Regions from separate parts of the Homo sapiens genome. Here region 2 is linked to region 1. Evidence: read pairs that join two places in POLR2A ChIA-PET (ENCODE). Cell type or tissue: PC-3. All regions are shown on one strand. Each heading gives the region's core, and the rest is flanking DNA. Links, peaks and the distances in the headings are about the cores only.

What was found. ChIA-PET counts read pairs that join two places held together with the same protein. Peaks named below come from ENCODE experiments on the same cell type or tissue, not always from the same donor. Only the 100,000 strongest peaks of a DNase experiment are listed, where the experiment ranks them.
Region 2: POLR2A ChIA-PET joins it to region 1 with 6 read pairs; 2 of 35 experiments call an interaction of 5 or more read pairs at or near these places.

The regions. Positions count from the first base shown.
Region 1 is chr2:11,388,203-11,391,263 of GRCh38, reverse strand. No RefSeq gene overlaps it. Among named protein-coding and RNA genes, the nearest start is that of LINC00570, 4.2 kb to the left of the region's middle. RefSeq lists an enhancer at 709-1,908. In PC-3, for the core only: no CTCF peak of the experiment used is centred there; a DNase peak (open chromatin) is centred at 1,333; H3K27ac peaks cover 2,392 bases.
Region 2 is chr2:11,219,672-11,222,732 of GRCh38, reverse strand. It overlaps ROCK2 (Rho associated coiled-coil containing protein kinase 2), which reads left to right. Exons shown (of 33, transcript NM_004850.5): 8 at 559-650; 9 at 1,376-1,535. Among named protein-coding and RNA genes, the nearest start is that of SLC66A3, 66 kb to the right of the region's middle. In PC-3, for the core only: no CTCF peak of the experiment used is centred there; no DNase peak of the experiment used is centred there.

The sequences.
Region 1 (3,061 bases), core at 261-2,760:
ATGGATCGCCTGAGGTCGGGAGTTCGAGACCAGCCTGGCCAACATGGCAAAACCCTGTCTCTACTAAAAATACAAAAATTAGGCGGGCGTAGTGGCAGGCGCCTATTATGCCAGCTACTCGGGAGGCTGAGGCAGGAGAATCACTTGAACCCCGGAGGCGGAGGTTGCAGTGAGCCGAGATGGCACTATTGCACTCTAGCCTGGGCAACAAGAGCGAAACTCCGTCTCAAAAAAAATAAATAAATAAAAATAAGGCCATCTTGGAGATGAGGAAGCTGGAGGTCAGGGTTGGTAAGTGGGTCAGCCTGAGTCCCACCATCGTCAAGAGCTGGTGCTGGAGTGAGAAGTCAGGCATGTGGACCCAGAGTTCAGTGCTCTTTTCACCACACACCTACACCCCCCCCTCGAATGGTATACACTTGGCCACCAGCTGGGCCTGCTTTCCTCACCTCGATCAGAGACCCTGAAAGCAGAGTATCAGCCCCTACTCCTGCCCCATGTCACTTGGTTTGCACCATAGGCCTGGACCAAGGCCACACAAGCATCTAGATGATTCTCAAAGCAATTAAGAAGCACAAAAAGGGAAGACTGAGCAAATTCAGTGAAGTCTCCCCATTCCGTGATTACTGGGAATTAGTCTCCACTGAAGGCTGGGCTGCCGGTGACTGACAGAGGGCTTCACGTTTCAGTGAGTGGTTTTTGCATCATGTAACCTCTCCCAGCATTCCTCAATCATACAATTTACACATTATTAAAGTTTCACTTGTGTGATCTAGTCGTTATTTAGAAGGTGACACATCATCATTCTCGGAAGACTTACCAGCTTTAGAACTAACCTGATTTATAATCAAATTCTAAATTCCACCCACTTCATTCTAAAATGTGAGTTTGGATGACTTCATTAACCTCTTTGAGCATCAGTTTTCCTGATCTGTAAGAGGGGCACGTAATGCTATCTCTTGACAGATTCCTTGCGAAGCTGAGAGGTGCTGTATGTATAACACCTGGTACGTTAGAAGTCATTCAACACGTGGTAGCCTTTCTTATTAAACACAGACGAGCTCATCACCGTTCTCGTTAGTCCCCCATTGGGGTGGATGCCCCGTGGCGGAATCGGGCTGCACAGGGTTCTGTGACAAGGTGAGCTCAGGAATGTGTTGCTGACGTCAGTGCAGGCTCTTGCTTGCCTCACACGCAGGTAATTATTTTAGTCTTCAGCTGAATCATCACTCTCTAGGCCAGACAGCAAAGCAAGCTGCCTGGCTCAAATCTGCAGGGCTGTCTGGGAGTGCCCATCTTGGGGCCATTGGTCACAGCCACAGGGGTGGGTCCCTGGCTGCAGGTTTGGATTGCATGGTCCTCCCTGGTGCCCCTGCCTAACAGCATGGAAAGTTAATATGTGACCAAAACCCGCCAATGAACTTGTATCTCCTAGGAATTTGGGATTGAGTCCAAGAGAGAGTTTAGTTAGTATCTTGATGTGGTTAAAATGTTTATATATAAAGCTTGGAATGCAGAATTGGCCATTGGCCACTTGATCCAGGCACTTGATCCAGGGAAAGACACACACGCATGCGCACATACATTCACACAAGTGCACACACACGCACGCACGAATACACAGATGCAGAATTCAGGGACAGATATCCCAGATCATGTGTCTGATCCTTTCTGGGTCCTGGGAGCATTTCTGACCTTGGGTTTGGTGAAATACCTTAAAATACATTCTTCCTTCTGGATTTTGTTATTGTCGTTAAACTAGGTCAAGTTTATTTCTACTATTTGCCACCAAGAGAAGGGAGATGGCCTATGAAGGGCAGGGCTGTGCTGCGATACGTTGAAAGAATTTGATTAACCAAGGTTCTACTCCTCAGGCTTTCGTTTAAATAATAATAAAGAAACTCTCACATGCTGAGCAAAGGGATTATCATGACCTTTTCTCATAGCAGATCCTCCTCAGCAGAGGGACCTCTGCAAAGGCAGACTGACACCACTTTTCGAAGCCTCAGCAACCGCATTTAAGCAGTTACTGGTTTTCACTGTTGCCTGATAAGCTCAATGCCCTCCGGGTGCAGGAAAGATCTGGAAAGCAAAATATGAAATGCACCCATGTACTGCCTGCCGCGGTTAGGGTTTCTGACTAAATTAGTTCCTGTGGAAGCAGCAAGCAATGCTTCCCTCTATGCTGGAAGCTGTCTGTGATAGTCACCATAATCAATGAGAAAAGCCCAGGGTTTGGGGATTGCCCCAGAAAACCAGCCATCCATCCCCACCACCCTCCAGGATGGGGATTCAGAAGCACTCAGGAAAGTGCCCAAGATGACGGCCCATCAAGAAGTCAGCACCAGGCCAAAGGTCATGGGGCTCAGAGGGAGGAGGCTCAGGGGTGCAGGGCCACCTTTCCTGCCTCTGAAGGACTGTCTCGAGGAAGGAGTGGGAGGGAGGAGCTGGTACAGGTCGTTTATAGGCAGGATGTTTGTTAAGGAGTGCCATCTGCACCTGCCCTGGAAAAGAGGGAGGAAGGAAGCAGGATTGGGCAAAAGGAGAAGGTGAGGCCCAATGACAGACTCGCTGACCACAGAAAGCCCAGAAGCTAGAATGGCCCTCACAGCTGGTGAGCCCAGCTGACCAAGCCCTTATACCTTCCCCATTGGATGTGGGCCACCCCAAAAGGGCATGACCTTGGGCCAACCAGCTCTCTGCAGCTGAGGCAAATCCTGAAGGGGCTGACAGCTTTGTCTGTAGACAGCATTCCCACGAGCCAGGGAAGCAAGTTTTTTGGCGAAGGGGCGTCTGGGTGACACATCACAGTGTCCACCTAAGGTACCCCCTGCAGAAGGCAGAACAGAAACCACTCGGAGGAAACTACAGGAAGCCAGATCCTGGTGCAGGCTGCTGTACTGGCTGCAGCTGCTTGTCCTCTTTTTATTAGAATTAGTGGGGAGGCTATTAGGCTGAGAGAGCTCCAACACCTCAGGTTCCTAAGCAAAGAAAAGCCCAACTCAGTGAAAAGAGTAAAATGAAACTTATGCTTAACCAATCGCAAACTGCCAGCGAATCT
Region 2 (3,061 bases), core at 375-2,874, 170 kb after region 1:
AAGACTCAGAGGGTCAAAGAATGAAATTCTTTGTAACATTTTTCATATATGCAGAATGATAAGTTTAATATACATGTAGAGATATACTTTACCAGAATAAATATGGATAGCTTCAAACATAATATATGCATTCTTTTTAGGAAAGGGAGAGATTTTTAAAATAATATTTCTATTAGGGAAGTTTTGAATAACTCTTCTCTGCCGAAAGTTAGACCTATGTCTGTTTATATCCTGAAGTTATTGTCATTCAGTCGTGGCACATGCAGGTGAATTTTTTTACTTGATAGTCTTAACGTACTTTCATTTGATGCAAACTATAGACAGAAACATTTTACTTTTCATGACATTTATTGTGCATTACAGTTTTTTAAATCTGTCTAAAGAGATCACATACTGTAACTTGGGATTGCTTATTTTTGAGAAACATTTAAGCTGAAGCTTTTAATACAAATATCTCAAATTTACTTGAGATCTTTATTTTGGTTAAACTGTTGACATAGAGTTAATCTTTTTATTTTATAATTTTTAAATAATACAATCTTTAACTGCATTGTTTAGGGAGGTACGACTTGGGAGAAATGGGGTGGAAGAAATCAGACAGCATCCTTTCTTTAAGAATGATCAGTGGCATTGGGATAACATAAGAGAAAGTAAGTCAATAAACCTAAATATTTTCATTCCATCACATTCTGAAACTCATAAGTTGATTCCTTTTTTGAAATAACAAGCATATTTGATAACACTTAATGCTAACTCATTTTTAAATTGAGAAATTTCATTTCAAATTTGTTCTGTGGCAATATTTATAACAATATTCCTCAATATCTTTGCAAACTATTAGCAATATTTCTCAACACTTTTACAATAAACATTACACATTTCTTAATTTGCCAAGTTAAGCTTTGTAGATCTCAATAATTTTCAGAATCAAGGGAATGCAATCCTTTAATTTAAATGCGTTTGACTTGATAAATCAACAATTATTTATGGAGACCATACTCTGCTAAATATTGCTGTAAGCATAGTAACTTATTTTTACTATGTATATATGACATTGATTCATTTTAAGGGTAAGAAATATTTCTGTTTCGAGATTGTAGAAAATGGAGGTCTCTAAATTCTGTGCAAATTATTGCTGCTTGTAATTTTTAACAACTAGAATAATATGTTGCTTTCCTTGTTTAATCTATATTTAAAAGTGATCTAATATAGCAATAAATTACAAAATTTTAATTCTGTGAATCGATAAAATGGCAAATGCGCTGCTACAAATTTATATAGTGTTATTAAATAATAAATAATACATCATAATAAAATAGGATGGTTTATATATTTTGGTTGTGAATGAAATAATTTATTTCTTTTCTTTTAATAGCGGCAGCTCCTGTAGTACCTGAACTCAGCAGTGACATAGACAGCAGCAATTTCGATGACATTGAAGATGACAAAGGAGATGTAGAAACCTTCCCAATTCCTAAAGCTTTTGTTGGAAATCAGCTGCCTTTCATCGGATTTACCTACTATAGAGAAAATTTGTATGTGGTTTATTATTTGTTAAATTTTACTGTTTTTAGAATCTAGCTATAAGATGATGTGTTATTTTGAGACTCAATTATAGGAGATAAAGTATTAATTTGTTTTTTCCAAAAGGACTATCATCAGAAGAATTCTTAATTTTATTTTATTATTTCTGAATGTTATATGTTATTCATTTATAAGTTATTGCAAGACACCATTCTACATTCTTTTGGGGATATACAGTAAAAACAAATACCTATTTTTGAAGAAGCTTGTCATCTCGTGAAGGATATAAGAGAATTATATAGTCATAAAGAAGGGTAAAATGTGACAGTTGCCTTAAGAAAGATGCTGAGAGAATCTGGGATGGTTCAGAAGAAAAATAGAAGTCATCTCTTTGGGGTGGGAGTAGGGAGAAATAGGTCAGACCTCTGGGAAGAGGTGGCATTTTAGCCAAGTCTAACAAGAAAAGGTTTTGAGTGGCTGAAATGTGGGGAGGTTAGGGGACAGTTGTGAGGTGTTGAATAGTGGAAGCAAATGTTTGGAATGTGAGCATACATTGGGAGCAGAGCACTCGCATTGAGTCCAGTAGCACTCAAACATAGAGCAGGTGCTACTATGTCATTACAGTTTGGAGGACTCGATGAGACTATGTGGTTTTCTTGCCTGTAGTCTCTGCATCTAGCAGAAAGTCTGACACAAGATCATTCAATAAATATTGGTTAACTGAAGTGAGTATTGGATGTAAGATTAGAAAATATGTTGAGGCCAGGTGTGGTGATTCACACATGTAATCCTAGCACTTTGGGAGGCTGAGATGGGAGGATAGCTTGAGCCCAGGAGTTCTAGACCAGCCTAGGCAACAAAGTGGAACCCTGTCTTTACAAAAGAAAAAAAAAGCCGGGTACGGTGGCTCATGCCTGTAATCCCAGCACTTTGGAGGCTGAGGTGGGCAGATCACCTGAGGTCGGGAGTTCAAGACCAGCCTGACCGACATAGAGAAACCCCGTCTCTACTAAAAAATACAAAATTAGCTGGGCATGGTGGCACATGCCTGTAATCCCAGCTACTCTGGAGGTTGAGGCAGGAGAATCGCTTGAACCCAGGAGGTGGAGATTGTGGTTGAAACGAGATCGTGCCATTGCACGCCAGCCTGGGCAACAAGAGCGAAACTCCATCTCAACAACAACAACAACAACAAAAAAGCCAGATGTGGTGGTTTGCGCCTGTAATCCCAGGTACTCAGAGGCTGAGATGAAAGGATCACTTGAGGCCAGGAGTTCAAGGTTGGAATGAGCTGTTCCAGCCTGGGCGACAGAATGAGACCATGTCTTAAAAAAAAAAAAAAAAAAAGTGAGTTTTGGGGAAGAATAATCAACAGATGATTGTTGTGTGCTCTGCTAAGGGGCTTTTGACCGCCTGGCATTGGGAAGCCACTGAAAGCTGTTCAATAGTTGAATGAGGCATTAAAGATATTTGAGAAGCCCAGGAGTTCGAGGCTGCAGGGAGCTATGATTGTACCGCTATACTCCAGCCTGGGTGA